Regions from separate parts of the Homo sapiens genome. Here region 2 is linked to region 1. A link is an interaction called in ENCODE POLR2A ChIA-PET data of the cell type or tissue named here. Cell type or tissue: GM12878. All regions are shown on one strand. Each heading gives the region's core, and the rest is flanking DNA. Links, peaks and the distances in the headings are about the cores only.

Region 1 (5,374 bases), core at 184-5,183:
TAATACCCTATCTCAAAGTTGTTTATTATTTTTTTTAATGTAATTTTTTTTTTAGATGGAGTCTTGCTCTGTTGCTCAGGCTGGATGCAGTGGCACGATCTTGGCTCACTGCAAGCTCCGCCTCCCGGGTTCACGCCATTCTCCTGCCTCAGCCTCCTGAGCAGCTGGGACTACAGGTGCCCACCACCACGCCGGGCTAATTTTTTTTGTATTTTTAGAAGAGATGGGGTTTCACCGTGTTAGCAGGATGGTCTCGATCTCCTGACCTCGTGATCTGCCCACCTCGGCCTCCCAAAGTGCTGGGATTACAGGAGTGAGCCACCGCACCTGGCCTATTATTATTATTATTATTATTTTAATGCAGAGACAAGGTCTCACTATGTTTCCCAGGCTGGTGTCTAATGCCTAGACTCAAGCGATCCTTCCGCCTCAGCCTCCCAAAGTGCTGGAATTACAGGTGTGAGCCACAGTGCCTGGCCAGTTTTTTATTCTTAAAAGTACATTTGGGCTGGGCACGGTAGCTCACACCTGTAATCCCAGCACTTTGGGAGGCCAAGGCGGGTGGATCACAAGGTCAGGACTTCGAGACCAGCATGACCAACATGGTGAAACCCCATCTCTAAAAAAAATACAAAAATTAGCTGGGTGTGGTGGCGCACACCTGTAATCCCATTTACCGGGGAGGCTGAGGCAGGAGAATCGCTTGAACCCAGGAGGCGGAGGTTGCAGTGAGCTGAGATTGTGACACTGCACTCCAGCCTGGGTGACAGAGCGAGACTCTGTCACACACACATACACACACACAGGACATTCAGATTCAGAAACAGATCTTTTTTAAAAAAGAAAAAGCACGTAACTATCCATCTTTACATGTGCATAAAATATCTCCCAAGAATACACAAGAAACGCCAGGCACAGGGGCTCATACCTGTAATCCCAGCACTTTGGGAGGCTGAGGTGGGCGGATCATGAGGTCAGGAGTTCGAGACCAGCCTGGCCAACATGCTGAAACCCCATCTCTACTAAAAATACAAAAATTAGCCGGGCATGGTGGCGCGCGCCTGTAGTCCCAGCTACTCGGGAGGCTGAGGCAGGAGAATTGCCTGAACGAGGGAGGCGGAGGTTGCAGTGAGCCCAGATCTCACCGCTGCACTCCAGCCTGGGTGATAGAGTGAGACTCTGTCTCAAAAAAAAAAAAAAAAAAACAACAAAAAACAAAAAAAAAACCCACAAGAAACTAGTTAATAAATAATTGCCTTTAGGAAGGAAAGCTTAGGGGTGAGAATGAGAACTATATATATTGCTTTTACACATTTTGAATTTTATAAAAGTGTGTATATTGCCCATTTGAAAAATAAATTACCCTTTAAAATTTTCTTTTTCTTTTTTTAACCAACTGGGTCTGTGCAAGAATTATCCTGACTGTAAGTGTGGATTAAAATAGCTGTTAAAAATTGTCATCATGGCTGGGCACAGTGGCTCACCTGAGGTCAGGAGTTCGAGACCAGCCTGGCCAACATGGCGAAACCCCATCTTTACTAAAAGTACAAAAATTAGCCAGGCGTGGTGGGGGCTCCTATAATCCCAGCTACTCAGGAGCCTGAGGCAGGAGAATCGCTTGAACCCAGGAGGCAGAGGTTGTAGTGAGACAACATCGTGCTACTGCACTCCAGCTTGGGTAACAAGAGCGAGACTCCGACTCAAGGAAAAAAAAAAACTGTCATTTGGGGTGTAATCTAAATAGTGAAAACCCAATTATGGCAAATAAACATACAATCTATAAAACTGATATCTCTACATCATGATGAAAACTGAAGTTGAATCTTAAAATTTAATAAAGGCATCGATCTAGTCGGAACATGTGGGCAGAAAAAAATAATACCCAAATATATAAGGCTGTGTTTTAACAGTTGGCTTTAAACGTATACATTAATTTCAACTTTCTATTTTATGAGAAAGAACAATAGGGAAATAAAGTACAGCCAGCCCTCTGTGTCTATGAGTTCCACCAATTGTGGGTCAAATACACTGGGGAAAAAATGATGTCTGTACTGAACATGTGCAGACTTCTTTGGTCATTATTCCCTAAACACCACAGCATAACAACTATTTACAGAGCACTTACACTGTATTAGGTTTTATAAGTAATCTAGAGATGACTTAAAGTATACAGGAAGATGTGTACAGGTTATACGCAAATACTATGCCATTTTATATCAGGGACTTGAGCATCTGTAGATTTTGGTATCCATGGAAGGACCTGGGACCAACCTTTCATGGATACTGAGGCAGGAATGTATATATAATTATGTTTAGAAAAAAGTGATGGGGTAAGGAACTTTGACAGTTAAAGTAGAACATTCTCAATTTATAAAAAGATTATTGACCGGGTGCGGTGGCTCACACCTGTAATCCCAGCACTTTGGGAGGTCGAGGTGGGTGGATCACCTGAGGTCAGCAGTTCAAGACCAGCCTGGCCAACATGGTGAAACCTGGACTGTACTAAAAATACAAAAATTAGTCGGGTGTGGTGGTGTGTGCCTCTAATTCCAGCTACCCAGGAGGCTGAGGCAGGAGAATCGCTAGAACCCGTGAGGCAGAGGCCACAGTGAGCAGAGATCATGCCACTGCACTCCAGCCTGGGCAATAGAGACTGTGTCTCAAAAAAACAAAATTTTTTAAGGAAAAAAAGAAAAAAAACAGATAATTAAAGTAGAACACTGAAACTTTGAAAGCCTAAGACATATATATATATCACAACACTATAGCAAAAAGAAACCCTCTAAATTCCTTGAGGGGAAGGCATCCTTCAAGGGATGTGCAGATTTCCCTTTCACTATATCCTTGAGTAGGCAACTTAAGCTATTAGTTGGTAAAAATTAACGCTTCTTTACAAGCTATTTTTAAACCACCCTCCTTCCCCAATCATAACAATTATGAAACAAAATAAAAATAGCATGGGAAAGATTTGTTTACCCTGTTGGTCCTCACCCTATGGTGTAAGGTGAAAGGAACAAGATGGGAAACTGAGAGAGGTTATAATTAACTTTGTAGAAAAATGGCTCTAAAGTCAAGTTTTAGTAGTCTGAATATTGCTATACAAATCGAGGCTCTTTGGTGGTTAAAATCACACTATGAAAATATTTAAACAAAGATTATGATTCATAGCATTGTAATTTCAGGGCTAGGCACGGTGGCTCATGTCTGTAATCTCCACACTTTGGGAGGCTAAGGTGGGAGGATGGCTTGAGGCCAGGAGCTCCAGACCAGCCTGGTCAACACAGTAAGACTCTATCTCCACAAAAAAAATTTTTTTTAATTAGCCCAGCATGGTGGAGAGAGCCTGTAGTCCTAGCTACCTGGGAGGCTGAGGTAGGAGGATTGCTTGAGCCCAGGAGTTCAAGGCTGCAGTGGATCGTGCCACTATACCCCAGCCTAGGTAACAAAGTGAGACCCCATCTCTAAAAAAAAGTACATATTTTAATATATCTTTTAATGTTACATGTTACATATGTGTTTATTACATACATCAATACCTATTTGTGTGTTATATATAACAATGTATATATAACAATGTATACATTGTTACATATTTTACATATTAAAACATATATTAAAATATGTATGTATATATAAAATTTCAGGGTCATAAGAGATCATTTAGACCTATTCCCAATTTTATAAGAAAACAAAATACAAAGTATCTAACCCAAGGGTAAGGACTTGAGTGTTCTGCTGTACCATGGTTCTTTAAATCTGGATCTAAAATATTAGAAATGTACAAGTTAGAAATGTCTGAGAATCGGCCAGGTGCAGTGGCTCATGCCTATAATCCCAGCACTTTGGGAGGCCGAGGTGGACGGATCACAAGGTCAAGAGATAGAGACCAGCCTGCCCAACGTGGTGAAACCCTGTCTCTACTAAAAATATAAAAGTTAGCTGGGCGTGGTGGCGCTTGCCTGTAGTCCCAGCTACTCAGGAGGCTGAGGGAGGAGAAATACTTGAACCCGGGAGGCGGAGGTTGCAGTGAGCCGAGATCACACCACTGCACTCCAGCCTGGGTAACAGAGCGAGACTCTGCCTCAAAAAAAAAAAAAAAAAGGAAAAAAGAAATGTCTGAGAATCATGTTAATTTGGGAAATTAAGCTGAACCTCTTTTAAGATTACTGAAACTCTTTTAAGATTACTGAAATGCAGCCAAGCGTGGTGGCTCATGCCTGTAATCCCAGCACTTTGGGAGGCCAAGGTGGGTAGATCACGAGGTCAGGAGATCGAGACCCATCCTGGCTAACACAGTGAAACGCCATCTCTACTAAAAATACAAAAAATTAGCCGGGCATCGTGGCACGTGCCTGTAGTCCCAGCTACTCGGGAGGCTGAGGCAGGAGAATCGCTTAAACCCAGGAGGCAGAGGTTGCAGTGAGCCGAGGTCGTGCCACTGCACTCCAATCTGGGCAACAGAGCAAGACTCCATCTCTCAAAAAAAAAAAAAAAAAAAAAAGATTACTGAACTGCAAAGAAACAACAGTTAAACCAGTAGTTCTCAAAACTGAGATACTGACACAGCAGGATCACCATCACAAGGAAGCTTATTAGAAATGCAAATTCACAGGCTCTACCCCACAACTACCAGGTCAGAAACTCTGAGGTGGAGCCAAACTGTTCTAACAAGGCCTCAAGGAATTATAATGCACACCAGAGCTCATTACTTTTATGTCTGATGAGTTAAAAAGCATCAGAGATAAAAGGTGATACTAGAAAACTCACTACCAAGAAGATTTGAGGGGAAAGCACGGGAGGGCAAAGGGCAAAATGGCACAAACTGGAAAAAGAGATGAGACTTAGAAGGCCAAGGTGTGTTCCAGGTTTTCATTTTTTTCCTTTTTCTTTTTTTGTAAGACAGAGTCTTGCTTTGTCGCCCAGGCTAGACTGCAGTGGAGCAATCTTGGTTCACTGCAACCTGTCTTTCCCAAGTTCAAGCAATTCTCCTGCCTCAGCCTCCCGAGTAGCTGGGATTACAGGCGCCCGCCACCAGGCCCGGCTAATTTTTGTACTTTTAGTAGAGATGGCGTTTCACCACGTTGTCCAGGCCGGTCTTGAGAACTCCTGACCTCAAGGGATCCGCCCGCCTCGGCCTCCCAAAGTGCTGGAATTACAGGCATGAGCCACCGCGCCCGGCCCCAGGTTTTCAAGACAGATTGAAGGGGAGCAGTCTGTCATTACTATAGTACCTGCATTCTCCCTGCCTCACTCCTATCTTAACTAGGGTTGCAACAGAAACAATTTAATTTTTACTACTTGCTTATGTTCCCAGCATAACACTTAAGCTAATATTTAAAAACAACTGCTTACATATTTTAAAATTATGAGTTTT
Region 2 (5,374 bases), core at 97-5,096, 81 kb before region 1:
GGACAACTCTGTTTTCAAATCCAGAGTAGACAGACATGAACATCTGGTCCTCAAGCTTGTTCCAAATCGGCCCTGATACCTGGCTCATCTTCTCCTTCAGACCTTAGGAAAAACTGATGTCCTGGTCCCAGTGGACCCCTGACCAAAAGCCCCATTTGCCCTACTCATGGAAGAGGAGGACATAGAGGGGACGTTCTCCCAGGTCCCAGTCTTCTACTCTAGGGCACACAGCCATCCCCTTCCAGGCCAGGAAGGGCCTGGCAGTGCCCAGGCAGCAGGGGAGGAGTCAGGGCTGCGTTGAAGCGGAGCGGGAATGAGCGGGAGGGAAAGCTGGCGGGCAGGCGGGCGGCGGCGGGCGCATCCATCATCGGCCCTGCCAGGAACACATCCAGCCCCCAAAAAGAAATACTGCGCCTGAGGAGGGACAACAAAGGGCTCCGTTTCATCAGCAATGCGGAGCCAGCGCCCCGCCGCCCCGCCAGCCGCGGTCAGCCCACAAAGGACCCCTTTGTCCATGCAGGAGCCGGCCAGCCGGGAGCTGGGACCAGGGGCTGACGGGCGGGGACAGAGCACGGGGGGCTGAGGGGGGACGAGTCATGGAAAGCTGGGGGGCAGAGGGGCATGCGGGGGCAGAATAGAGACAGGTGGTGGGGACAGAATCATGAGACAGAGAACTAGAGGGGAGGATCAGAGAAAAGGGGAGCTGGAGAGGAAGGGGCAGAGGGTCAAGGTTAGTGGAGACAGTGTCATGGGAAGCAGTGTCTGGGGTAACAGGGTTCAGAGACCCAGGGACCCAGGACACCTTGTCCAGGCTCAGGGACTTGAGGGTCTAAAAGACAAGGAAACAGCCCTAAGGAGGGAATCCCAGAAGGCAGCTGGGCATGCCCACAGGAGAGGGAGGCAGAGGGAAGGGTAGAGGAGAAGTGGCGAGGAGACCAGATCAGACCCACTGTGTAGCCCAAGGCCTGAGAAGAGGAGGTGGGGAGGAGATGGGGAGGAGTCTGGGGAGGAGGGCTGGGGACGAGGGTGGGGAGGACACTGGGGAGAAGGACTGAGGAGGAGATGGGGAGGAGCCTGGGGAGGAGGGCTTGGGGGGAGGTGGGGAGGAGGCTGGGGAGGAGGTGGGGAGGAGGCTGGAGAGGAGATGGGGAGGAATCTGCGGAGGAGGCCTGGGGAGGAGGGTGGGGAGGAGTCTGGGGAGGAGGGCTGGGGAGGAGGGTGGGGAGAAGGACTGGGGAGGAGGTGGGGAGGAGGGCTTGGGGGGAGGAGGCTGGGGAGGAGGGTGGGGAGGAGGGTGGCAAGAAGGACTGTGGAGGAGGTGGGGAGGAGGGTGGCAAGAAGGACTGTGGAGGAGGTGGGGAGGAGGGCTTGGGGGGAGGTGGGGAGAAGACAGGGGAGGAGGACTTGGGAGGAGGTGGGGAGGAGGCTGGGGAGGAGGACTGGGGAGTACCGAGGAGGAGGTGGGGGGTAATGGGTTCTTGGCCCCAGAGCATGGCTGCAGGGCCCAATGCCTCCTGTAGGCTCCAGCTAACTGGCTGAGCTGGAAGGAGGGAGACTCATACCTGGGGCCACCTTCCTGGCAGTGGAGGCCACCCCGTGCCTCTACCCTAAGGCTCTGGCCAGCCCCAGAAGGCACGGAGCCTGCCCCCTTCTAGCCAGCCCCCACCACCTGTGTTGCCACTCTGGTTTCCTTAACCAACGGATCCTATCAACCAGCATTTACTGAGTATCTACTGTGTCCCAGGCCCTGTGCTTTTATGCTTTACATGTCTTAGCTTCTGAATGCCTCCCCAGAACCCCGGGAGACAGAAACTATTTGCCAATTTCAGACATGAGGAAATTTAGGCTCAGAGAGGTTCAAGCTGTCAGCCTCAGGTCAAACAGCTGGTGCCTAGCAGGGGTAGAGCTTGAACCCAGAGCCCAAGTGTTAGTCACCCTGTTCTGTGGCCACTTTTGCAATTGACAGAGTGGCCCAAGGCAGGTGACCTAGGTACCCCTAAGGCTGCTCTCACTCCCCAGGATTGTTACCGTGCCTGTCACCTCTCCGTGGTTGGGGGCAAGCTGTCACAGACCCCAGGAGAGTGCCCCCACCTGGGGCACTTGGAGATGCCCAGGGCCTGGAATGCTAAGCCAGTGACATCATAATGCCAGCTGGCAGTGAGGTCACTGGAGGTGGTGGCAGTGCCCTTATTCAACCCTCAGCCCTAGAAGAGCCTCACTTCACCCCCCGCAGGGTTCAATCTTGAACTCTCGGGCCAGAAAGCACTGGGAAGGAGGGGACATCCTGGGATGACATAGTGCCATCTGCACACAGACATGTACACAGGTGGCCCACAGCTGGATGTTCTAGATATTCCTTTGCACACATCTTCCCTGCACCTACCTCGACAGCAGCCCTGTACCTTATGATACCGGAGAGACAGCAGAGCACACAGACCCAGACCCCAGCACTGCCTTCCAGGAGTGCACAGGAGCTGGGCCCACAGTCACATGAACCAGCGTGAAACAAGAGCCGGAAGGGGACACAATGAGCTATCTGAGGCCTTCCTGGAGGAAGGGACTGCTAGTTTGAGAGTTAAGGATAAGGAGAAGCAATGAGAGGGGACAAAGGCATGAAAGAGAGCCTAAGCAGGTGGGGAAGAAGATGTGAGGTGTGTCTATGAGGCTGTCAGGGTCCCAGTTGTGCAGGGCCTTGAGGCCAAGGGCAGAATTTTTATTATTATTATTATTTTAATTTTTAGTAGGGATGAGGTCTTCCTATGAGGATCAAGCAATCCTCTCACCTGGGCCTCCCAAAATGCTGGGATTATAGGCGTGAGCCACTGCGCCTGGCTGGCAGGATTTTTAAAAAACAGTTTTATCGAGGTATAGTTTACATACTATAAAATTCTGCCACATTAAAGTATACATATAATTTAATGATTTTTAGTAAATCAACAAAGTTGTGCAACCATCACCACTACCAAGGGCAGGGTTTGACCAAGGCACCATCCCCGCCATTCCTTGCTGGCTGACCAGCCTTGCAGCCATTCTGCCTGCCCAGGGAGGCTCGTGGAAGAGGCTGCGTTTCAGGACCCCCAACACTGGCCCAGCAGAGCTGCACACCCTGGCTCAATGCACCACTTTCCACGCTTCCATGCAGCACTTGACATCCCGGCCCTTGTCTCCTCCCCCCCACCTTGGTGGGCCGGTCTCCTTGGCCTGCCTCCAAGTGAGGCAAAATACGCAGACAGGCTGATGGTGGGCAAAGCAGACCACAGGCTATGGTGGTTGAACCAAGCTGGGCAATGGGGTGGAAGGGAGGGTGTCCCGTCTCTGATTTCCATGATTCAGCCTGGGGAGTTTCCAGAGGGAAAAAGAAGCCCTGCTCAAGCCCAGGGAGACTGGTCTTGGAGGCAGGGAGAAACGCAGCCCCAGGCGGAGAGCACAGGGCACACATCCAGCTATGGATGGACACACATACCCCCACACACTGGCCACTGCGAGCACCCAGAGGGTGGCCTGGGGTGAGACATGGCCTCAACCCCACTAGAGTCACCCCAAGACTGACTGCCAAGGACAGAACAAGGGACAGCATTTCTATATCCCCGACTCCACACCCCTGACCCTCTTACACCCCTCCTGCTGGGGTGGGTGCCAACCATGCCTTGGCCTGAGGACTAAAGGGTTTGAGCAAACCTGGAGTATGTAGAGCTCTGTTTTCTCTCTCTCTTTTTTTTTTTTTTTTGACAAGAGTCTTGCTCTGTCACCCAGGCTGGAGTGCGTGGCCCGATCTCAGCTCACCACAACCTCCGCCTCCCAGGTTCAAGCAATTCTCCTGCCTCAGCCTCCAGAGTGGCTGGGATTACAGGCGCACACCACCACACCTGGCTAATTTTTGTATTTTTAGTAGAGATGGAGTTTCACCATGTTGGTCAGGCTGGTCTTGAACTCCTGACCTCAGGTGATCCACCCACCTCAGCCTCCCAAAGTGCTGGGGTTACAGGCGTGAGCCACCGCACCCAGCCAGGCTCTGTTCTGTTTTACGGTGCTCCCCAAAACAGCTGGAGGAGGGGATCAGCCCATTCATGCACAGCAACACTGAGGCCCCGGGCAGGGAGTAAGCTCTGACCTGGGGCTCTAGGGACTGAGATGCCTGGGATGCCTCTGATAAAGACAGGCCCTTTCCTCAATAGGCACCTCCCTCAGGCCAGGTTCCTTTCCTGGAAGAGTCAAAGGTTCAGGAAGACCCTTCCCCATTTTTTGACCTTGGGAAAAAACTGGCCTCTGAGACAGTTTTCCCATCTGTCACCTGGGACCATAGCTAACAAGTATGGGGCTCTTCCTATGTGCCACACTGTCCATGCTTTATCTCATGTTATCCTCATACCCAATCTCTGAAGGAAGTCCTATTATTGCCCCATTTAGAGCAGGCAATTTGCTTAAGCAGGTGTAATGACGCCTTGTCTATCTGGGATCCCCTGAATCTTGTAGTAAACATTTCCCAATGTGGTGATCTCTGAGCTGACACCAATCAGAAATCAGGCCCACGTACCCCCTCAGGACCTCCCTACTGATGGGCCTCACCATGGGACAAGCCAGGGAAGGCTAGTCCAGGGATGCACGAGTCAAGAAATCAGAGATGGCGCACTGTCCTTCTGGGGCTCCTGTGTGGGGTGTGTTTGTGTGTCTGGGGTTGGGGGAGGCATATGTGCCTAGGACTGGCTAGGGAACTGGAGGCCTGAGGCCTAGGTTTGTGGCTCCACCCTGTCCCTCCCTGACTGGTGACTTTGACCAAGCTCTTTCCGCCACTAAGCCTCAGTTTCCCATTTGTAAAATGGAAAGGAATGGCTCTTGCTTCTCACCCCAAACTACTGCAGAAGTCACGATCCCAGGGCATATCATGGGGAAGGAGGTAGAGATACAGAGGGGAAAAAAAGGATTCCAGACAGCGATCCCCTCCACCCTCCAGACCTCAGGAGGAAGGCCCCAGAGGCCGAGATCAGTCACTGATATGATCTGCAGATAGGAAACTGATTTGAGAGAAGGGTTTTGAGCAGGACGCAGGGCTGAGACTGAACCGTAGAAGAGGTGAGACCTATCGTGGCAAGGAGCATCCAGTCCCTTCCACTCTTAAGTTCCCCAGAGGACATTAAAATAAACAGCAGGCCCTGGCCTGTACAGGCTCACGCCTGTAATCCCAGCACTTTGGGAAGCCGAGGCAGGTGGATCACCTGAGGTCGGGAGTTCGAGAACAGCCTGACCAACATGGAGAAACCCTGTCTTTACTAATAATACAAAAATTAGCCGAGCGTGGTGGTGCATGCCTGTAATCCCAGCTACTCGGGAGGCTGAGGCAGGAGAATTGCCTGAACCTGGGAGGCAGAGGTTGCAG

Evidence for each region. Peaks named below come from ENCODE experiments on the same cell type or tissue, not always from the same donor. Only the 100,000 strongest peaks of a DNase experiment are listed, where the experiment ranks them.
Region 2: POLR2A ChIA-PET joins it to region 1 with 8 read pairs; 6 of 35 experiments call an interaction of 5 or more read pairs at or near these places.

What each region holds. Positions count from the first base shown.
Region 1 is chr5:139,591,724-139,597,097 of GRCh38, reverse strand. All of the region lies in intron 1 of UBE2D2 (ubiquitin conjugating enzyme E2 D2), which reads right to left. Among named protein-coding and RNA genes, the nearest start is that of UBE2D2, 33 kb to the right of the region's middle. In GM12878, for the core only: no CTCF peak of the experiment used is centred there; no DNase peak of the experiment used is centred there; H3K27ac peaks cover 691 bases.
Region 2 is chr5:139,672,193-139,677,566 of GRCh38, reverse strand. The region is part of intron 1 of CXXC5 (CXXC finger protein 5); the gene reads right to left. Among named protein-coding and RNA genes, the nearest start is that of CXXC5-AS1, 25 kb to the right of the region's middle. RefSeq lists an enhancer at 2,804-3,357. In GM12878, for the core only: no CTCF peak of the experiment used is centred there; no DNase peak of the experiment used is centred there; H3K27ac peaks cover 298 bases.